3 separate regions of the Mus musculus genome follow, and all the other regions are linked to region 3. The links are chromatin loops, found by intact Hi-C in ENCODE. Cell type or tissue: left cerebral cortex. All regions are shown on one strand. Links, peaks and the distances in the headings refer to the core of each region. The heading gives the core; the rest is flanking DNA.

What was found. Peaks named below come from ENCODE experiments on the same cell type or tissue, not always from the same donor. Only the 100,000 strongest peaks of a DNase experiment are listed, where the experiment ranks them.
Region 1: it touches region 3 in a loop (2.5-fold over the local background); 15 of 42 quality-filtered maps call a loop at or near these places.
Region 2: a loop joins it to region 3, with 5 times the contacts of the local background. A loop is called at or near these places in 13 of 42 quality-filtered maps.

The regions. Positions count from the first base shown.
Region 1 is chr2:174,468,873-174,476,552 of GRCm38, forward strand. It overlaps Prelid3b (PRELI domain containing 3B), which reads right to left and starts at 4,069. Exons shown (of 6, transcript NM_025531.2): 1 at 3,960-4,069; 2 at 465-633. The coding sequence starts at 3,991. It overlaps Gm38546 (a long non-coding RNA gene), which reads left to right and starts at 4,139. Exons shown (of 2, transcript XR_867090.2): 1 at 4,139-4,717; 2 at 4,942-5,237. Gm52540 (a long non-coding RNA gene) reads right to left here. Exons shown (of 3, transcript XR_003953978.1): 3 at 7,174-7,268. In left cerebral cortex, for the core only: a CTCF peak has its summit at 4,159; DNase peaks (open chromatin) are centred at 3,683 and 4,213; H3K4me3 peaks cover 1,328 bases; H3K27ac peaks cover 452 bases.
Region 2 is chr2:174,488,898-174,496,577 of GRCm38, forward strand. No RefSeq gene overlaps it. Among named protein-coding and RNA genes, the nearest start is that of Gm52540, 15 kb to the left of the region's middle. In left cerebral cortex, for the core only: a CTCF peak has its summit at 4,166 (motif pointing right); a DNase peak (open chromatin) is centred at 4,177.
Region 3 is chr2:174,856,545-174,864,224 of GRCm38, forward strand. It overlaps Gm14616 (predicted gene 14616), which reads left to right. Exons shown (of 4, transcript NR_166457.1): 2 at 4,301-4,351. Among named protein-coding and RNA genes, the nearest start is that of Gm14616, 4.5 kb to the left of the region's middle. RefSeq lists an enhancer at 5-4,036. In left cerebral cortex, for the core only: CTCF peaks have their summits at 2,059 and 3,285 (motif pointing left); DNase peaks (open chromatin) are centred at 2,088, 3,007 and 3,238; H3K27ac peaks cover 685 bases.

The DNA.
Region 1 (7,680 bases), core at 2,688-5,187, 390 kb before region 3:
AACCTTCTCTAAAGAGACAATGCAGAAACCTGGATTTAAGCACACATCAGTTGTATCATCACTGACTGGCACTCTAATTTCTCACTGTCTCTATCAGCTAACTAAAGCTTGGTCATTTGTCATAGAAACAGAACTACTTCTAAACGTAGACACCATGGCCTAAATGTGAAAAAAGCACTGCAAACAGAATTCTTGTCATTTAATGGAAACAACCGACAAGAGCCCACTGTCACCCAATAGCCAGGACCCCACCATTGTGAATCTCATCACAGGCCTCAGGCTGCGGCAAAAGCAGGGTAAGATGTGACTCCTGCTCCAGGGCCAGCTTCCTGCAGCCATGAATGAACAGTACTTCCGATTCATCTCACGCTCCGAAATCCTTTTTTAGAATGCAATTCCAACCCATGCAAAAACCACACCTAGCATTCGAATGGAAGCATGGTAGAACACGCTAGCACACTTACAGACTTCACAATGGAAGGCAGGCCCCACTCTGTGCTGAGCAGTCTGTGGCTGTGCAACTTTCCAGAGGGATCGACATGTCTGTCCAGCACGTCGACGCCAACCACACTCGGGTTCATGGGGTTTGGATATTTCTGCATTGCAGCCGTAGTGACTGTTTCCCATGGATGGCTGCAGACAAACCAGAAACTGAATGTGTAAAACTGCGGATGAGGTAAACCATTCTTCTACCACAGCGAGTCAGGCCTCATGATGGCAATAGGTTTTTGTGGGGAAGTAACTTTTGAAGATGCTGAGTGATGACGATTTTAAATGTGAACAGACTTCAGTGTTTTCCAGAACACAGACTGTTTGACACATCTGATATCTCTGAAGCAAAGCACTTTACAGAGGCTAGCCATCATGATAGTCCTTTCTCAATCTTTACCACTATCCACTTCCACAGGAGGGAAGAAAAAACAGCCCATGAACATGCATTAAAGAAATGATGTTCATAGAAACAAGTGGGAAAATGCCAGCCTACCATTCATTCCTGCATCTGACCACAATTGTATAGCTATAAGAAGTTCAGGACCCGTGATAAGAACTAGGAAGGTCCCACCACCAATTCACAATTAGCATCTTCCTTATCAATATGGTAAATAACATGAGCTCCCTTGGTCATTCCCCGCTGTTTTTTCCATGTCTGGCTTCTGCTCTGCAAAGGCCGCGCAATAGGAAAGGTGGAGGCCCTGATGACCTCCTTTAGCATGATCACCTGCCTCCGGGAGCAAACTGTGATTCTTCATCCAACCCAGCTTGGATTTTTCGGGGACTTCGGAGGCACGACACATGATTGGTGCTCAGGTGTGCAGTAAGTTTTGAGACCCCCCCCCCCCCCCATCAACTGATTGTACAGTTTGTCCTAGGCACTGCCCTGTCCAAGATAACTGCTTCCACTTCTGTCAGTTACCAGTGTTCCCATTACAGGAGTGAGATTGGACAGGCCAGTCAGCTGTGGCCAGGGTCTTCTTCACATAGTGATGCTATGTTAATGCAGATAAACCTAACTGCGGGGACACGAGCTATCATGTATCTGCCCTTGGTGAAGCTTGAGCTAGGTCAACAGTGATGTTTCCCTATTGGCCTGAAGAGAAGAGATATGGAAAAACCACAATAAGGCACGGTGGCCCCAGGATGTTTATTAATTTTCAGAATGGGGGAGGAGATAAGTGCATGGTCGGTAGCTAACCATGCTTCCTGATTGGATGAGGGACCAAGAAGGGCCTCCTCTGATTTTCATTTTAGATAGTTGCCATAGTGACAAGAAGAGGCCTTGGCCTATATCACTGCCATTTGGGGACTGTTTAGATTTATGAAGCTTCTACTTACAGACCTTTGTTGACTGTGGAATAGGGCTTGAGATTAAAAACAAATTAAGGCTCACTTATACAATATGTAGAGTTTGAAATCCATCTTCAGAAAGCAAGGACACAGACAGTATGGAAATCGGTGGAGTGAGACTAAAAACATACCAAGCAGCTTTGGTAGTGACTGGTTAATCAGGGCTTCTCAAGAAGACAGTGCCCAAAAAAATCCAAGCTAGGTTGGATGAGGAATGACCTAGAGTCCTGCTTGAGAGAGCAATGTTCTCAAGATGGAACCCTGAAAAAGGAAGCAAGACATCAAGACTGCAATTCAGGAGGCGAAGTGGGAAGTTCAGTGCGCTTCTGTCTCTGTTACTGTTTTGAGATGTGGCCTTGCTATGCTGTCCTGGCTGCCCAGCACACACTGTGTACCCGGATGTTCAGGCTAGCCTGATATTCATGGGAATTCTCCTGTCTCAGGCTCCCAAACTGTTAGGGTTACAGGCATGCAGCACCATCCTGGCTGACATACAGATCCTGGTGCCAAAGTGCATGTAGGCTGGGACTTTGGGTGGCCCAACCGGTCTGGATACAAGGCACTGCTGGGCTCCTCCCAGGGAGCAGTTGTGTATCTATCTTCTAGAAGACAGGTCCTTCAGCTTTCATCTACTCCAGAGGTCTGTGGCAAAAATAGACTAGGATCACCAACGACCGACTTTCATTGAACACATGCCGTTAGGAAAGGGAAGGGATGGATCCAAGGGTTGGGGTAGGGGGGGTGAGGGGGGAGGCAAGCCGAGGAAAGAGTATAGATGTAGAGAACCGTAAGGGAGGAACAAGTTCTAAGTTCTAAGGATGACACTTTGGGCCAACAGCTCTGAAGCAAAGCATTCAGATGTAGAAGAGGACTGGGGTCCAGAACCCCTTGTTCTGAAACAGACAGCATCCTAAGGACCACAGCCCCTCAGTCCCAGAAGTGGTACAAACGTTGAGAGTCCCTTCTAGTTCTAGTAGTTTGTCCTTTCTGGGACACAGCAGGTACTCAGATATGATCTACTATGTAAAACTTCTTTTACAATTACCCTCAGTAATCAGGATTGGCATTTGTAGATTAAAAGGCACCATAAAGCTATACTATTAAAACAGTGTGGCAACATTGGCCAAGTGAGTGAAGGAGCTCAGATCATCTGGAAGTGGTTTCGGATGTAAGTCAACAATAACTATGACAAGATGACATTGTAGAATAGAGCACAATAAATCAGTCAGAAAGGAGGGCTGGAACAAGGCGTAAACCAGTTATTTAGGTAGAAAGCTCTGTTGTTCTTGTGTGTGGCACCATGAACCTGGGTGGTATAATTCCCAACACCCCACTGACTCTGATCCTGTTTCCCACTATAAGTTCAGAGAACCATAAAGCTGTGACTGGATGTGATAGCAGACACTGGCTATCAGTCAGCTGTCATGGCTGAGAGGAATAGGAAACAGAGGTGACAAATTATCTGCAAGAGCAGGCCCTGGTCTCTAGATCAAGAGATCTTGATCAAGAAATCAAGAGATCTGCTCTCCAGATTGACTGTCATCAATGTTTGGCATCATGGTAGCATGAGCTGAGACCAACAGGAAGACACTCCACGTGGGTGGCCAGCTTTCTAGATGTCCGTGGGGGTGAGGGGCGCTATAACATGGGGGATTTCAGTCAGAACAACCCAGGTCACTCAGGCCATCATGCCATCACTGGGGTTCAGCCACGACACCGTGAGTCTGTCAGGTATCAGTCAGGGCACTCCAGCCACCACAAGCCGTCGGGGTTCAGTCAGGTCCCGGTGAGTCTGTCAGGTATCAGTCAGGAAACTCCAGGATACCCTGGATACGTCGGCGCTCAGGACACCCCAAAACCCTGTGAAGCCCTCGGGCCTCGTGCTCTGTGACCCCTGGAGTCACTTCCGGATCAGGCTCGACGGCCCGCTCTTGTCTTCCGTCAGTGGCGACGGTGTGGGAGGAATTCCCAGGCCTGGGGACAGGGAGCCCTAGCTCGGGTCGGGGTCGTGACCTTGGCGATCCCCCCGAGTCCCGAGCTCCGCTTGTCTCGCTACACCCGACGCCAGGAAGTTCCCCGAGGGCGCCGGAGGCGGGCGCCGCACCCACACTCACTCAAAGACGTGCTCCGAAGTCCAGATCTTCATGGTGCCAGCTGCCTGCCCGGTGTCCCTCAGTGTCCGGGGACAGTGAGGCACAGAAGTTCGCCGGCCCCGCCCCGTCCCGGCCGGCCGGCCTCGCAGCGCGCAGGCGCCGTCGAGCCAGGCGCTAGGACGCCCGGAAGTGCCATCCCGCGGCCTAGCCAAGCCGGGTTTGGCTCCGCCCCGCGGCGCAGTCCTGCCCAGTCTTCTTGGCTCAGAGCAACCAAGCCCCGCCCCCCATGCTCGGCGCAATCAAGTCCCTCCTTCGTGAAGGCTCAGTGCGCCGGCGCAGAGCCGAAAAGTGAGGCGGCCGGCCGGCGCCGCACTACGCATGCGCGGGCCTTGGCGGCGGGACTTTTTGGCTGGTTTGGCGGGTTGCTGATATGTGTCTAAAGTTCTCATTGGATGTGGCTGAGCCTGGCGGCGTTTGCCAGAGTACGGTTTTGTGGTGTGGTCTTAGAGAGTTAGTCCCACCTCTTCAATCTAAGCAGTGGGGTGGCGGGACAGGGGTGGTTTCAATCAGCACCCGTGCCCTTGCCAGCCCAGGGTTGGTTACCCTTGGTGGAACAGGCCACCCAGACAGGGCTGGACCAATTGCTCTACGGTCATAGGTCATCTCCATCACCATTTCTCAGTGATGCCCACGCCCTCCTGTGCCTCCACAACTTCCTGTTACATATTCCTCAGCAATTACCACTCTGGAGTCATCTTGTTTATCTGTTAGCTCCCATTGTAAGTCATCCCCCAGAAAGCCAGCCCTGGCCTGTCTCCATCATGGCACTCAGCACCTCTGGATAGCAGGGGTTTAAAGGTTATTGAAAATGAAATAGTTATTTGAGGAATGAATTAATTAGGCCATTTAGTTTATCTGCTTGACTTCTAGTCTGTAGGCACGTGAGGGTGAGGCTCTTGCTAGGCTTGTTCAGTGATTTCCTCCCTGTACCTAATAATTACAGATGACATTCGTGAGAGAATGACTAAGAAGTGAGGGGGCAGGAGCGGATGGCATGTGGTTCTATTCAGAGATGTGCCGGGTAAGATGGACGAACTGCTTGGCTTGGGTTTCAGGTGTAGCTTCCCACCTCTGCGCACCCTGTTCCCCGCATCCTGTGCCTCCCGACAGAACAATTTGCCTTTTGAAATGACAGTTGGAGGAAAATCTTTGCATCTCGGTACTTAAAGAGCTACTTAGAATTACCCTTTGTCCCTAGTTTGTTCAATTGTTAAAAACAAATAAAGCCAGGTTAATTTAGGAGGGTGGATCATTTTTTTTTTTAAAATAGCCAAAGCAGTTTATATTTTAAAAGATAGAAAAATTATATTAGACAGGAAGGAAATAATATGGTTGGTAGCTGCTAAGTGTAATTTGTTTTACCTGGGGGATTATATATATATATATTCAGTACTTTGAGTGATTTCTTGGGGAGATAATGTTTTAAGGGCTGCTGAGAGGGCCCCAGCCTTTGTTAAGATGTGAAGTTAGTGCTGTGTATTACTGGCTCTAGTGCAGTCACTACAGAACAGTCAGTCCCTGCTGCCCTAGAGCTTCATGAAGCTGTTCACCAGCTAGCTGGCCAGCCTCCTCTGCCTCCTCCTCCTCCTCCTCCTCCTCTTCCTCTTTTCTCTTTTCTTTCTTTGCCCCCAGTTCAAGATTTTTTCTTTGTCAAAGTCATACCAGAAAACTTACTTCTTTTCCATTGCTCTCCAAAACATGACTGTACCAGTCTACTGATTTTGCTTCCTTCATCTGGAGTGATGGGGATGGATCGTTAGGTGGGTGGATGTCTGGGGTCCGATGGTCTTTTCTGTGTCTCCCTGTACTAAAAAATGCTAATAACTCTTTGGGGTTTGGAAAACAAGGTCTTCCTTCTATCACTGCCTCCTAGGGACACACTAAGAGGCTCACTGAGGATGCAAAACAAGGTGTTTAGACCCTTAAGAGTCATGTTAGTAATGGTTCCTTTTATTGAGAGAGAAGTCATTAGGACATTGACTTGATTTGGAATACGGTGACTGGATCTCCTGAGTCTGCCCCAGGGATGGCACCTGTGACTCCCGCCTGCCAGGAACTTCACAACTGGTGGGGGACAAACGACAAGTCAAGAGAAAACCACAAGATACCCAAAGAGAAGGCTCTATGTCGGGGAGACCATGGACTGTGAGGAGGAGCTGGTGTGAATGGGCCTCAATGACAAGCCCTGCTTCTGGCTCTGACTCTGACTGGGCCTCTGATCCGTTGATTTCGAAGCTTCGCTCAATCGCCCTCCACTTGTCATACTTTGCATCATTATTTCATCTGATAAAATTTAAATTTATCTTAAAGTTACTTAAATTTTTTGGATCAGTGTGGTATACAATAATCCACCTTTATCTGTAGGTTTGTTTTCCATAATTCTTCAACCATCCATGGTCTACTGTAGATATTAAATGAAAAACTGTAGAAGTCAATAATTCATGAGATTAATGTTGTATACTATTCCGAGTGGTGTGATGAAGTCTTGTTGCAGCTCAGTCTCCCCTGTCGTTCTGGACACACCCTGCAGAGTGTCTGTGCTGTGTACAACACCCACTGATGTAAACCATCCAGGGGGGCTGTGCTGTGTACACTTCTTATCTATGGTTCTAGGAATCCACCGTGGGCCTTGAATCACATCCCAGAGAATAAGAAGCCACTACCGTAATAATATATGTATTTGGTACTTGTCCCTGGTTTCTGTTGCAGAACTCCTGAGCTCTTGTGATTTCCTGACTCACAGTGAGGATGGTAATATGATATAAATAGGATCATACTAGCCTCGGGATGGAGCCAGACCTGGGAAAGACCGATTAGAGGGCTAGAACCTTCATCTCTGTTCCTCCCAGGGTGGCCATAGCTGGAGCTTGAGCTCTGCAAAGCATCATGGACAAGGGGATCCGATGGCATTGTACCTACTCCATGGGGACAGAAGCTCCTGTGTACTGGACCCTTGTGAACCCCGCCCCATCTCCATCTGACCATCTTTCACCATCCTCTATTATAATGATAAAACAAAGGGTTTTCCCTGGGGCCTTTTGAGACATCCTAGCAAGTCATAAAAAAGGAGGGTGTAGACAGAGAGATAGTTTATAGCTGGTCACTCAGGAATGCGGGTGACCAGGCAGAATTGAGATCAGATGTCCAAAGATGGCAGAGGTAGGGGCAGTCTTGAGGGACTAGGTACTTAGCCTGTGGGACTGATTGAATTTCCAAGCAGAGTGTCCTCAGGAAACTGCATGTGTGTGCCCTCCTCTCACACTAATGTACCTGTATGGAGAGACCAGTAGGAAGCAACTTAAAACTAGCTACTTGCATTACTAGTGTGCTTCAATAGAAAGCCCGTGTCCATTCCAGCATGGGCTGAATATATAACCCTTAAAAGGAAGCAAGGCCCACTGATGGCCTGCCGCATGCTCTTAAATTGTCACTCACTTTGGGACAGCCTGGTACCCTCCTCATCCCATTCTTCAGACTCTCATGTGATCTCACCTGACCCATCGGGCAATGCCATGAAGGGTTGGACTTCCTCCCCTCCCCTTTAACATTTACCTGTTATCTTTAATCCTAACTTTTAAAAATCTCTGTGTGTGTACATGTGTGTATGTTTATGAATGTAGGTCAGAAGACAACTGTGGGCATTATTCTCAGGTCTCTAATTGGCCTGGAACTCACCAATTAG
Region 2 (7,680 bases), core at 2,688-5,187, 370 kb before region 3:
AGACCAGAGCTTTGAGCTGCAGGGGTCCAGAGGTGCACGGAACAGGTTCTGGGGGAGGCTTGTGCCTACTCCTAAATGGCCTCTAGTTCAGAGAACTGCTGTTGTGTTCAGGTCCAAGAGAAAAAAAAATGCTGATCCATATGTCCTGGGTAAGCCACTTGTGTCTTGATTGGAAGTGTCCAGATGATCAATTGGAGGGTATCCAGCCAGCTCTGGGGCGTGGCCATACTGCTGAAGGTTTGTTCAATGCTCAGTTGCACCAGCATATATACCCAGCTCCTTCCCCTTCCATTTTTCATCAAGGAAATATTTGACAAACAATTTTATTGTTTCTGCTGGGGAGAATAACAGAATAAAACATGCTCCAAAGAGCTGGATCTCAAAATGAAACACAAATCCAACTGGAAAAGCCCCTTTCATGGATTATTACATTTAATGTATTGTTGCATTAACAATGAGGAAAAGCCACGGCACATCCTAGCTGAGGGCTCCCAACAGACCATGGTAATGAAAACGATGATGATGATGATAATGATGATGAAGATGATGACAACAATGGTGATGACAATAATGATGATAATGGTGATAATGGTGATGACAATGATTACTATGATGACAATGATGATGGCAATGATGATGATGTTAATGATGATGGTGATAGTGATGATAATGACTACAATAGACAATGATGATATGACACTGATGCTGCTGCTGACAATAATGATGCAATGATGACAACAATGATAACGATGATAATGACAATGACAATAATAACAATGATGATGATAATGACAATAATGATAATGGTGATAAAGATGATGATGACAATGATGATGGTGATGACAATGATAAAGGTAATGATGACTACAATGATGGTGTTGATGATGTTGATAACAATGATGATGACAATGATGAAGATGGTGCATGTGTACATTCATACGTGTGCACATGTGGGAAAGTCAGATGACAACCTTAGGTGTCTTTCTGAAAAGTGTCACTCACTTCCTTTGAGACGGGGTCTCTTATTGGATTGGAGCTTGCGGACTAAATCAAGCTGACTGGCCAGGAATCCCCAGGATGCTTCTGTCCCTGCTTCGTTAGTGTTAGAACTATAGGTATGTGCTATTGTCCCTGGCGTTTTATGTGGGTTCTGGGATTGAACTCATGACCTCATGCTTGTAAAGCAAGCACTTTCGTGAATGATCTACCTCCACAATTCCATAATGATACCTTAAAGGAAAACAGCCATTAGTACCCGTGTGTTGAGGGTCTTTGGAATATGGAGAAGGACGAAGACCACAGTCAACACTTAGTCATTTTCCTTTATTGTTTCTTGTTTCCCAGGGGGGAATTCAGGAAGCAGCGTGTTTTCTTGTCTTCAAATGACATCCGTGATAGTTCATGTTGATCACCAACCTGATGGAATTTAGAATCAGCATGGGAACAAATGTCTGGGCGTGTCCTTGAGAGGTCATATCCCCTGGATTATGTTAACTGGTGTGGAGAGACTGTGTCTAAAGGTGGTCAGAACCATTTCCTGGGCTGTGATCCCATGAGGATAAATAAGGAGAAAGTAAGTTGAGGGCCAACCATCATGCTCCTTTGCTTCCTGTCTGTGGATGGGATGTGACCCCAACTCCTGCCGCCATGCCTTCCCTGACGTGACAGACTCCATCACTGGAACGTGAGGTGAAATAAAGTCTCTTTTCCTTAAGCTGCCTTTGCTAGGTGCCTTGTTGCTGCAACAACACAAAACTACTAGAGCAATATTAAATGTAGATTGTAATAAGGCGGGGCCTCACGGAATGTCTGTTACTGACACCAGCTACTTGGTTCCTTCACTGGGACTGCATTCAAGTGTCTGCATTTTAACCACAACTAACCAGCCTATACCATTATTTGTGTGTCCACTAAAATTACTTGGGTAACCAGGTTTTCTTTGAAAACTTAATAAAATACCTTTTATGGCCAGGCATGGTGGCGCATGCTTTCAATCCTGGTACTTGGGAGGCAGAGGCAGGTGGGTTTCTGTGAGTTTGAGGCAAGCCTTATTTACAGAGTGAGACTCTGTCTTAAATAAAAAAATCCAAATCACCATCTTTTATGTTTTATTAAAAATTAATTGAAAAACCTCAAACTTGACACATTCAGTTCTTACCAGCAATGATCCCTCATAAACATCAGATACAAAATTCTGTTCAAAGTGTGGATTTTTCTGGGAAAAAAAATCTTAGCAAGAGGCATTCGGGATCTAAATCAAAGACATCAGAAGCAATTCATTTTTAAAAGATTTATTATTCCTCTCTCTCTCTCTCTCTCTCTCTCTCTCTCTCTCTCTCTCTCTCTCTCTCTCTCTCTCCTCTTCTTTCTGTCTGTCACCCTGTTCCTCCCAATGAGGGTGCTGGGAACAGAACTCTGGTCTTTTGCAAGAACAGCAAGTACTCTTGAACCACGGAGCCATCTCTCCAGCCCCAGAAACATTTTCAAAAGACTGTACCAAGATACTTGACTACAAGAAGGTATACCAGGCCACTGGGCGGAAAGAGAACATTTCCATCTTGTCAATCATCCCTAACTGAATCTCCATAGGACGTGCTAGGAACCTGGTAGAGCAATTCTGACCCTGATTCAGAAGGCCACATGGAAGAGGATCTCCAGAACGGCTCTGAAAAGGCGAAGAGAAGGTCCTGCCCCAACGGATGGAGCACCGTGGAATAGTTGTCTCAGCTTTGAAAACACAGTGATACTGGATTATAATGATGGGCAGAGAGAAACGAACAGCTTTCAACCCAGCCTGGCCCGTGTGGCCCATGTGGCCCGTGTGGCCCGGCGTAAAAAGGTGGTTTACATCAGCTTTTTGGGTCCAAAGGGAGAGGAGGGGGGCAGTGAATGGAATGCTGGGATAGGCAGCGAAGAGCCTGGGGGAGGGGGCACATTGGATCACCCCAGGCGATGTGACAAAATCAACCCAGATCAAACAGAGAGAAAACACTAGAAGCCAAAAGGCCTGTAAAGACCCAAGTGAATATTTAGGACAAATATATATTGAGAAACATGGGAAAGTATGAAAAAGCAAGAATAACCCAGGTGCTCGGGAGGCAGAAGTAGGTGGAATTCTGGGCAGCCTAGTCTACAGAGTGAGTTCCATGACAGCCAAAGGTACACACAGAGGAACATTTTTTTTTTTCCAAAAATGAACAAACAAAAGAGAATTAATTTTGCCTTGTTTTATTTTTAAATTGACAGCAGCCACTAAGGACTACTAAAGTTTTTTGGAAAAGAAAAATTACGAGTAAGAAGTAGACCATTGTGACCGAAGAGACAGATGCTGAGAAGCGGCGTGCCACTCAGGGGGAGCCATTAGATGCAAATTAAGAGAGATTACCAGGTTGGGGCTTCTGAACTTACCGAATCAAAGCACACCCTGTTCAGAGCTGGTGCCTGTGTGTTGAAATGGAGACTTCTGTATACTTTTACTCAAAGTACGGATGGACTGATATAATCTCTCTGGAGGGTGAAGAGCTGAGAAAAGTCTCAAAAGTTCCTGTTGGTCCTGGTGATTCCTATCGATGGGAAATTTTGGAACTGAATATTCAGAATTTGAACAAAGACATGCAGGCCAGAGAATTATTTGTAGTAAGGTAAAATTGAAACAAACAAACAAACAACAAGCCCAACCACTCTCTGGAGTTCAAAACACTATTCATTAGTTGGCTCACAAAGGAGAAGAGTATTTTGTGGGGTTTTAGAGAGAAAGAAGAGCCCAGGGGTCGGGAAGGTATATGAAGGTTGCTGAAAGAAGTTGGGGATAGTTGGGAACTCTGTCCAGGTGACACAGGGTTCACAATATCAGAAAACAAGTTTGGATGATTTTGTGGCAGGGTCTCTCTCACTCCCTCAGAAGGGTTAAGAGGGTGAGGACTCTATTGACCATCTTTGATTCATTCCTTTCATTGGTGTAGACTGAATGTTTGGTGGGAAACATGGGAAACCGTTCTTTCAGATGTTGAATGGTGTTGAGTGCCATGTGACAGGGTTGAAGTGTCACCACACAGCCCTTGAGGACCCAGTCAACAGTGGGCAGAGGTCCTTCACAGGGAAGCCAGTTGGTGATGTTTCAGGGCATTCATGAGATGGTGTTCAAGCAGTTTCATTTGGACTTTAGTCAGTAGGGGGTGCCCTGATGCTGGGAAAGCCAACGTTAACCAAGAGTAGCACTTGTTCATGAGTGTTAGGTCCTTTGTCTTGGTTTCTATCCATGTCCCCACTCAGGACTCACTACTGTTATCAACTCTCAATGTTGTGTGCACTGTCAGGGATAGAGCTGTCTTAATAAGAGTTAATTGAGGGTTGCTATTAATGTTATTGTTAAAAGTGTGGTGTTTTCGAGGAGCTGATATTGTGAAGAGAACAACTTATGTTGTTATGCTATCATCTTTTACTCGGGACAAATTCTCTATCATGACGTTGAGAAAGTACTAGAAGGAAATTGACATGAACTTTCAACACTTCCCATGCCTGTTAATCAAGACTAATGGTGACCTTTACATAAAGGACATTGCACGAGGCGTTCATTAAAGAGAAGGGCTTAGCTGTCGAAACTTTCTCCTTTTCAAATTTCTTCATGAAGTATAATTAATGAAATGCCACATTTATTAAATTTTAAGGAGTTGCGTAGAGGAACAGAGGAGATCATAAAATGAGGTGGGTTGGTAGCATTTTGAGTACAGAAAGGCATTCGAATGGCATATTTAATATTTGATATAGGCAACAATATCGTAACAGAAGGATCAAATAATCTCTCGGCTCAACCGCATGAGAAGAATATGCACTTCAGAAGAAAGACTATCAGGCATAGAAGGGAAGCAAGCTCCAACAAGGCAGAACAGTTGCTATGTTTGTCAGGGTGAAGTGTGGAAGCTGAGAGGTCCCTCTGGCTCATTAGCTCACGCAGCTCTCGTGACATGGCTATAGAGTGGGTAGCAGGAAATCTCTTTCCTTCAGTTCCTTAAAAATACTTCCAAGCTGTTGTAAGACAGAAAAATATAAGCTATGAAAATGGCCACTTGGGTGACTTGAATTGAGTCAAAAAAGCTTTATGTGAGAGAGAGAGAGAGAGAGAGAGAAGACTGTGAACGCCAAATAAAATACCATTGTTGGAACACCCATCAGAAAGCAAAAGTGTTCAGCCTAATCTTTTAAAAAACATTTCAGCAGTATACAGCTCATGAGAACATATTTTTTTTAAAATGTAACCTAAAATTAGAAAATACAATAGATATACAGCTGTGATAATGCCAAAAAGCAAAGGTGGCAGTAAGTCAAGAGAAATCACACAGAGTGGAAGAAATCAACGGTTCTACAAGCACGGACACACAAAAACATAAAGAAAAAAAAAACCTACCCAAAAGCTCCCCCAAGGAAAAGGATTCCAGAACTTTCATTAGAAACTGACAACCTTCGGCTGGAGAGACGTGTTAAAATGCTACCCCAGACAAGAGTTTGAAGCCTATGAATGGAACAGAACATATTTTCTTTAGAATTTTTTAAAAAAGGTTTACCCATCTTATCGTTTGCTGATTTATATCTGACTAAACCTTTATATTAAAAGCCTTAGGCAGGGACTGGAGAGGTGGCTCAGTGGTTAAGAGCACAGGCTGCTGTTGTAGAGGAACCAGGTTCAGTTCCAAGCACCCACATGCTGGCTCACAATCATCTGTAACTCCAGTTCCAGAACATTCTATGTCCTCCTCTGGTCTTTGTAGGCTCTTACACACACACAGTACACATAAACTTGCACAGGCACACACACACACACACACATACACACATACACATAAATACAAAATAAAATCAATAAATCTTTAAAAGATGAGGGCACATCCAACAAAATTACAAGTTATGATGATGTCTTAAAATAGTCTTCTTCTGTGCATGTGCATGGTGGCTCATGTCTTTAATCCCAGCACTCTGGAAGCGGAGGCAGGTGGATCTCTATGAGTTCAAGTCCAGCCTGATCTACAGAGAGGGTTCCAGGACAGCCAGGGTTGTTACACAGAGAAACCCTGTCTCAAAAGACAAAAACAAGCAAACAAACCAGACCAAACCAAATCATACCAGAAGTCTTCTAAAACCCAACTGGGACAACGGGGAAACCAAGAACCATTTAGAAAATAATAACAGAAATTCACATCAAAGTGTATCAAAGCCAAGCTTTCCAGACAAAGCCAATGAAAGCAGGTAATGTTTCTGTCTTTAAAATGAAAAAGAGAAGGTTCATTTGTCGCTCAGTAAACACCATAGAGAAGAAAAGAACACTTAGGAGCAAAACCTAAGGCTGTGACTAGGAAGCAAAAAGCTAAGCTAAGGGAACTGCAGGTGAGTTTCCTGAAGCTTCAACACAGATCAAGTTCCGACAAATCTGTAGAAAACCCCAACATACCAAAAGGAGGAGTTAGACTGGAGACGGAAGTTATAGGACGTATGTGTAAGTAGGCTACCTTATTGGTAATTCTCAAAAAAAAAAAATGTGTCTCTCTATACCAAATTAAAATTCTTAAATTTGGTTCAAGATGAAGGGTGCCTTCACAGCTTGGTAAGGGAGGGAACGGATTCAGAAACTCATCAGGGAACTGCTAAGCTCCAGGTAAAGGACTCTCCATGGAATGGTCAGGAATGCTTTCCAGGAAGACATGACAGACAGAGTACAGGTGAGGGGAGGCCCTGGCAGGAGTGGCGGAAGCCAGGAATACAGAGGACAGAACCATCCAAAGCATCCGGTGTTTCAGAGAAAACAAAATTCTTGGAATTCAAGGATGGTTCAACCACAGAACTAATAATATAAGACATGAGCAAATTAGATGACAATCTCTCTAGATTTTTGAAGAGTAACATGACAAAATTCAACTGCATTTTATGAGATAGGACCAGTTTCTTAATATGTTATTTCTTTAAAAAATTAAACTATTATATTAATTCTAAAAAATATAAAATTATAGCCAGTAAACAATTATAGAGATATTTCTTTATAAGAAGGATGAAATTTCTGGGTGGTGGTGGCACACGCCTTTAATCCCAGCACTTGGGAGGCAGAGGCAGGCGGATTTCTGAGTTCGAGGCCAGCCTGGTCTACAGATTGAGTTCCAGGACAGCCAGGGCTACACAGAGAAACCCTGTCTCAACCCCCCGCCCCCCAAAAAGGATGAAATTACAGTTCAGATTCACTTAATGTGTTCGTGGGACAATTAAGGCATGAAAAGAATAGAGTGGGCTCCCAGAGACTGGACAGAGCACCTGTACTAAGGTGTACTCAGGTGACAGAGCGTCTGTACCAAGGCTAAGAAAGGAGCCAATCTCTGGAAGCAGAGAGCCCTGTAACCCATGCGTGTTCCCCACGCATTCACTGGCAGCAGTGTTCACTAAACAGGACAAGACAGGCCAATGAGTCCTTACAAAGAAGTCTCACAGGCAACATGCATGTGAAATGTACTGGAAACTGCCAGAAAGGATTCTGACTGTGAGCCATGCTGTTCTCTGGTAGAGAAACTTTTTCACCCACCCCTTTTCTTTTTTCTTGGCTTTTAACATGTCCTCTGGTTGGCACACAGAATAATGGACTCACGACACTTTCACACATACATGTCAGTGTGGCTTGCTCACCTCCCCCAGTCCTCATTCTCC
Region 3 (7,680 bases), core at 1,982-4,481:
GAACAGTTAGCCCAGACTCCAAGACCTCTCTACTCAGGCCTGGGTCCCCTTAACTCTCAACCCCAGGGCTTCTTTTCCTTTCTGTCCACCTGGTTTGGTTTGGTTTGGTTTGGTTTTTTTTTTTTTTTTTTTAAATGTGTCTGTGTGAGGTTTGACCTTGCATGCATGTAGAGTCCAGTGTCTTCCTCAACGACTCTGTCTTTTTGTTTTGTTTGCTTTAGTTGTTGTTGTAGGGGTTTGGGGGTTGTTTGTTGTTGTATGTGTTTTCTGTGTGCGAGAGAAAAAGATTAAAAAAAAGAGAGAGAGAGAGAGAAAGAGAAAAGCAGGAAGGCAGACAAACACACAACCAGACAGCCTGACCGTGTAGCCCTAGCTGATCTGAAACTTGCAACATGGACCAAAGTAGCATCAAACTCACAACAGTCTGCTGATTTCTGCCCCTCGGGTACTGGGACTGACCCTAACCCTCACCCTAGGCTAGCTCATCAGTGAGCCTAGGCTAGCTCATCAGTGAGCCCCAGCAATCCTCCTGTCTCCACCACCCAGCACTGGAATTACAAGAATTTATCACTGTGTCTGGCTATTCCACCATCACTGGGAATCCAGTTTAATTCCCCTGCTCTTTGGAGTGCACACTACCAGCTGAGCTACCCCCCCCCTCCCACATACCCTAAGGGCATCTCATTAAAGCTAGCTCCTCAGAAACACTTCCCAGTACTCGGACCCTTCACAGTACTCCAGGAGTCACTTTCCGGTAAGTCAGGCAGGCTACGGTGACAGAGACATTTTTAATTGTCACCCTTAGCAGAGAGAGGTTAAGGGTCTTTGAGGCAACAGTGAACATCATCAGCCCATTTTACAGACTGGGGAGAGGTATGGTGACGTGCTCAGAAACACATCTGAAGAGAAACAGGCCCGGTTGAACTCTGACACAGAGGGCTGCTGGGTCCTGTCTGGAGTGTGCTCATCTTAGCAACCATGGGCTATCTACAGGACCAGAGGCAGCCCTGGAGTGGCCGACTCAGACCCTCAGAGGAAGAAAGTCTTTCCGTGCAGCTAACCAGTTCAGGCTGGATTTTCTTGGTTCTCTGAAGCAAATGGTTTGAGCAAACATTTAAAATCCACGGCCAGGGGACAACACCCCCCCCCCTTTGGCATTGATGTCAAGGGAATTTGTGGCAAACTCATGAAAGGCTTTTAGCCTGACAAACGTCACCTTTGTGGGGCACAAAAGATCAACATCTGAATTTCCATATATATATATATTTATTTAACATTTAATAACCCAACATCGTCAGCTCCTAGACGTTCTGATGGAGCCAGTTTCTTCTTTGTTCCTCTCCCGATGAGACTTGGCAGACTGACTCCAGATGCTGCCTCATCTGTTGCTGCCATGTCAAGGGTCACCTTCAAGATGCACAGGAGAAACCCCAGAACTCAGGAGGGCACCTCCGCAGTACCTCAGCCTGTTGCTCAAATGCAGAGTCAAAGACTACCAAGGTCACACTGGGCTTCTGTCAGGAGAGAGCCTCTCTGATGTGAACATTGTCTGTTGACTATCCTGCAGGAAGCCTTCCCAACAGCTGGCCTGTTGTACTGGTTTATTATCAGCCTGGAAGGAGAACAAAATGGCCTCGGTGGCTAGATGCTGTGGTGTGACACCTGCCCCCCAACCCCAACTTGGAGTTCTTCATCCATGAATCCCATGTAAGGGGGCTACAGCACTTCATTTGTAAAGCAGGGCTCATGGCTGGAGAGGCAGATAAAAAAAATCTGGGTTTTTTGTTTTTCTGGGGGCTTTTTCTGTCTCGGAAGGGTAAACAGAGCGCCCCCCTCTTCCCCCCATGTCTAAGCAGAGAGAGAACTGTGATCTCCACTCAGGCAAGGTAATAGGCCTCATCCGGTCTTTTATTTTTTTTCATCACTGTGAAAAACAAGCCCAGAACATTGAAAAAAAAAAAAAGGGCAGTTTGTTGCGCAGTAAAAAATAAAGAATCTAGCCTTTTCCATTAAAGTGTCTGCAGCAGGCAGCTTGTGAAAGCGCTCTAGTGCCATCTAGAGATGCTGCGCTGAAAGGATTCGAATGTTCCAGAACCTTCCAGTCCCGGTTTCCAAGGCAATCGCTCCCAGCCTGCAGTTTTCTCATCTCCTGGTTTCCAGCGCTTGGCATCTGCTCCCCTCTGAATTCCCGAGAGACCCAGCTGACCCCCATCGAGTGGGAAAGCTTTGCAGGGCCAGGAGCTGGCGCCTGAGCTGAGCTATAGTTTTTCCTCCCACCGCCCTGGGGCCTCCCTTGGGGGTGGGGGCCCCCTGCACCCCTGGCCTGGCTTCTTTGAGCTCTCCAAATGTCACTTAGCAACAATTAGGTAATTAGGGAGGTAGGTTTCCTGAAAATTAGTCCAGGATTTGAGGGTAAGGGGGCCAGGGGGAGATGCATTGTTTACCAAAGCTGTCTCTCCTCACCTCTGTTTTCCTTCCAGCTAATCAACCACCCTGAACCCTTTCTGCAGCCTCTGCCTGGGAACTTTCAAAGGCTCACAAGAGCTCTCACCCCCAGACCTGCCTTGCTGAGCCTTACTCAAAGGGCTCGGGTTTCAGCAGCCCCTATGTGCGTTCTGCCTCTGACACATGTTTCCATTTAATATGGGAGGAAGGGACCCTGGCTGGAGGGGCGAGGGGGAGGCGGGGTGGGGGGAGACTTCACCCTCCATCACCCGCAGCCCTGAGGCAGCCAGGGAGCCCACTCCTGAAACCAGTCCTCCCTTAAGAAAAGCACCCACTCTCACCTCCTATAGGGAGACAGTGTTTCTGGGTGCTTCTCTGGGCATGTGTTCCACAGTTAAGTAACACAGAAAGAACTGTTTATTAATTCAGAGTTATTAATGTTTTGTTCTGGACTACAGCATTTACATGGCAGTAGGTACCTCTGGGAAACATGGAGCAGAAGCTAAAGATACTTCTGAGGGTCGCCACAAGCCTGACTTCTGCTCACTATGGGTCCAAGATGCCCTGAACACCCCGCTGTATTCACAGAGCCCCACTAAAAACCCTTGAACAGCCAGTGGTGTTGGGCATGGACCAAAAAAACCAGACCCAGAGACTGGGAGTGTATACCAACGAATTCTCGCAAATAGACACAGGTATTGGTCTCTTCGTGGCACAGTTTGGAGAACTAGAGATGGAAGGGCTTGAACCATCACAAATTTGTTATTTTACTGCCAACGCCATCCCCTTTGCAGAGGTCGCAGTTCCTAGGAGCCAACTGTCTACAAGAGAGCGCCCCCTGGAGGCCTCAGGAAAAAATGTTTGCCTTTGCTTTTTTTTTTTCCCCAGCCTTTCCTAGCTTGCACCCTAGGCCCAGGGCACCACCCTCCATTTTCAAAGGCACTGGTGGGTGCAGCCTGTATAAATCAGAGTCCTGCAATTGCTGCCGCTCTAATAATAAGTCTTAGACCTTGTCACACCTGTCAAGGCCTTGTCATAGAGTTCACAGCTTTAAGATTTGGGCTTGGACTCCACCCACCCCGAGTCCATCCTGACTTTTCCAACGCATGATTAATTCCTTATTCTCAGAGTTTATGATTTGTAGAATAAAGCCTTTTTAAATAAAGGCTACACATAAATGTTAGTATTGTTTTGAAAAGTCCTATCAATGGATCACCAGAAAGGAAGGATGGGGACGGGCAGGGGGATAGGAATGGGGGGGGGCGGTATGTGCACAACAGAGCCTTTGGAGATCAGAAGTCAATATCTCAGGTGTCTTTCTTCATTGTTCACCTTATTTTTTAGACATTCTCTCACTGATCCTGGAGCTCAGCTTGGCTGGCTGGCCATCAAGCCCCAGGGGCGCTCCTATGCCCACCTCCTCACTGGGATCCCAGGTGCACATCACTGTAGCTACCTTTTCTTATGTGAGTGCAGGATCTTCATGCTCATGTGGCAGAAACTTTATTGACTGAGCCATGACCTATCTCCCCAGACCTAAAGCAAGTGCTTAAGTTGAGTATTCAAACCCACCTTAGAACAGGACGTGGCTATTGTACAGGTACAGAGGAGCCTCATGACCACCTTAGAAGGGGAGATGAGGATAATAAAGGGTGAAGGCTCCAGTTGTGGAGACTCTAGTGTTGAGGCAGGAAGGGTGGAAATCATGCTAACCTTTAGAGGTGTTTATCGTGACTTTTGAAGTCCCCAGCAGTAGTACACAAGTGGCCCTTCTGGATAGGGTTGTTGTGGCCACCCTATAGGCTCAGACGCTGAATGGCAATGACTGGAGATTCTGTCTTCTCTTTTCATCCAGGTACTGGGGGTGGGGACGGGGCTCAAGCTGACACCCTGAGATGACTACCAGGTGAGTACACAGAATGCCTTCACAAGCCTGTGGCCTATGTGTTTGAACTCTTGGTTTCCAGCTGGTGGTGCTCTTTGGAGAGGCTGTGGAACCTTTCCAGTCAGGAAGCATGGCTGACTGGAAGAGGCATGTCGTAGGGCTGGGGATACAGCCTTACTTCTGTCCCAGGCTCTCTGTTACCTGTTCGGTGTTCTGTAAGAAGCTGCCAAGCTGCCACTGTCTGTCACCAGGACTGACTATGCCATGCTGAGTGCCAGAGTGTAGCACAGGAAGTCGTCGGGGCCTTCTCTGAGAGCCACTGGGGTGAGTGAGCCTGGTTATGCACTCCAGGAAAGGGCAGGCCCCAGCAGTCAGTGAGCGAGGGCACTGGGTCACATTGTGAAGAGCCCTGTATGCCTGGGAAGAAGCCTACATAGTTAGTCTTGCTGAGCTGTGACCTGGGTTTATCACTAGATCAAATGAAACAGTGAACTAAGGAAGTTCACTCACAGATGAAGCCTCAAACCAGGAAAGAGTATGACCAAGGAGGGAGGGCATGGGTCAAGGAGAACTCGGGGCCTGGGTAGCGAGGAAGGTTTCATTGGATGACATAATTGACTGTGGAAAGGCAGACAAGAGCCTCCGGGAAGGGAGCAGAGATACAGAGGCGAGCTGCTGGCCTCTTAGCCTCTTCTCCGAGACTTGATTGGATTTCTGTTGCTGTAGTACTTTGACTACTGGAGTTTCAACTTGCATGCTAGGCCAAAGCTCTAACACTGAGCCGCATCCCAGTCTTACTACTGTTTATGTACTCATTAAATTGCCCAAGCTGGCTATGAATTTGCTCTGTGGCCCAAATAACTTGCAATCCTTCTGCCTCAGTCTTCCAACTCACTGGGGTCACAGGCCAGTGCCACACCACCAGGCCTGGCATGACTTGGGTTTTTCTAAGAGCAGTTTTACAGTAGAGAAATGTTGGGTGGTGTGTAGTGTCTTTCCACACGCACCCTCTTCATTTTCCTTGGGCTGACATTCTGCATTTGCAAAGTCTTTGTTGTGGATGATGGCCGACATGGGGGCATTGCTGTAGCTAAAGCCCATTGTCACCAATAGGGCTGGCTCTTGGTGTTACATATCGAATGAGTTTTAGCATGTGTGTGATGCCATGTATCCCCACAGAAGAGAGTCTCTGTGCTCCTCAGTGCTCCACCTGGGTACTTCCCATCCTTCCTGCTGCCCTTTGAACCCTCTCCTTAACTTTAAATTTTCTAGCATGGTTTGTAGACAGAATCCTGTCGCCTGTCTCTTTTTCAGACTCATCTCTTTCACTCAGAAAGATTATCTCGAGCTCTGCTCCCCTGCCATGTCTTTCTGAAGCTTGCAGTATCTGAGCTTTCAAGGTCATCTGTTAGAAAGACTGTATGAAGTCAAGTATAGTCTGTTCTCATTGTTGTGGTTAGATATGTGCTGAGATACACATTAAGGGAAGAAAGACTGGTGGCAGCTCACAGTGTGAAGGGGTAGTCACAGCACCACACAGCTTTATGGCAGTGGGCAAGAGATACTGCCTGCAAACATCTCTGAGGGTCAGGAAGCTGAGAAGGGGGAAGTCCACCCCACCTTCCTTTTTATTTGGCTTAGTACCCTAGCCCAGCAGGTAAGGCTGCCATTGTTCAGGACAGGTCTCTGCTCCTCTTTAGAAAAGCACTGATGGGCACAACCAAATATGTGTGTCACTAATGTCCTAGGTGTTTCTTATTACTTACTCTTATTAGTGATTAATGCTTTAACCATCACATCAGAGGTGTTGGGATGGGGGATAAAGCCAAGAGACACCATCAAGGCCACCAAAGGAACAACATTATTTGCCAACTTATTACATGGCCCTTACCTCCATTCTCTCTTGTTTCTAGAACCCAAACCCAGTTCTGTGAGGGGCAAAGCTAGGATTGACTTTGAGGAGCGGTGACTCCCTGGAGAACCTTGGCTAGATGTCTTCATGAAGCAGGACTCACAGTCCTAGGAAACACCTCTTGTGTGTGACAGAAGTCTCTGCTGGCCAGTTTCTGGGGGGTGCAGGCATCCGGAAGCCACTTTTCCTACAAATCTGTGAGTCAGATTCTGACCCTTGACAGGCATGTTAGATCACTCAAGGAATGTCTAACTCATCTCCCTGGGAGGCCAAATTCGTACCCGGAAATAACGTATTCTACTAACTGAAGTTACCTAGAACTCCAGATACAGTAGACTCTGTGTACCACCAAGATGAGAGCATTTACCTATCAGAGAGAAACTTCACTCTGCCCAATATTTACCTTGCAGGCACAAGGGGAATACTAGAGACTAACATGGTAACAGCTTGTTGGCATGTCAACTACCTTGTAGACCAGAATGGAGGCAATAATGGGCAGGACCACACTAAGACCAAGACTGAAGAACCGTGTATACCTCCTGTCCCCTGTTTCAATCCTCTATTTAAACTAAAGTGTTTGGCCCCAAGGGCAGGTTGAGGGGCTCACTGGAGCCATCTCTTTGCTTCTCTTCCCAGCCCATTTTCTCCTTGACCTTTAACTATTACTCTTTGACATGTTGGGACTGTGCCTGAGCCTAACTTATTTGGGATGCCAAAGGCCAGAATTTTACCAACACTTCACTTGCTGTATGAATACAGTAAAGTGTCTTTGTTTCCTACCCAGGAGACCATCACTATTTTGATCCCACTATCTTGAATTTCACATGCTGGTTTCCCTGGGCTCCTTCACTCCACTACATGAAGTGATTGTGTGTATAACTTCTTCAAATTAATCCAGCAGTATATTGTTAGGAGAATTTTATAGCCGTGGTCATATTTCAGTGATTGGCCATATATCCCCAGATAGACACTTAATTAAATATTTAAAGGATAAAAGCTATACAAGATTGGGATTGCCCCTTTAGCTGGAAGTTTTGAAAACTAGTGGATCTCCACCAATCACTGCAGGGTATTCAGAGGCCAAGAAGTGGCAGTGTCATGTTTAAGGCCCATGGCAGGACTGTTACCACCAACCCAAGTCTAAGGCCCATGGGGAGACTTTTATCAACTGTTACCAACAAGCCATGTCTAAGGCCCATAGGAGGACTGTTACTGCCAAGTCTTGCTCACATTGTCCCCAGGGTTCATTCTCTTGCTTTCACTGGCTTTGGGTTTGAGTGACGCAGCCCTAGGAACTCCTGGGGTTCCTGAAGGTGGCTTGAGTTTGACTGTTGAGCTTCCATCATGGTCAAAGATGTTCCCAGGATTATGGAGAATTATGGGTAATCAGAGATGAGTGTCATGGATAGATGTAGGGAGGAAACTGAAAAGATCATGG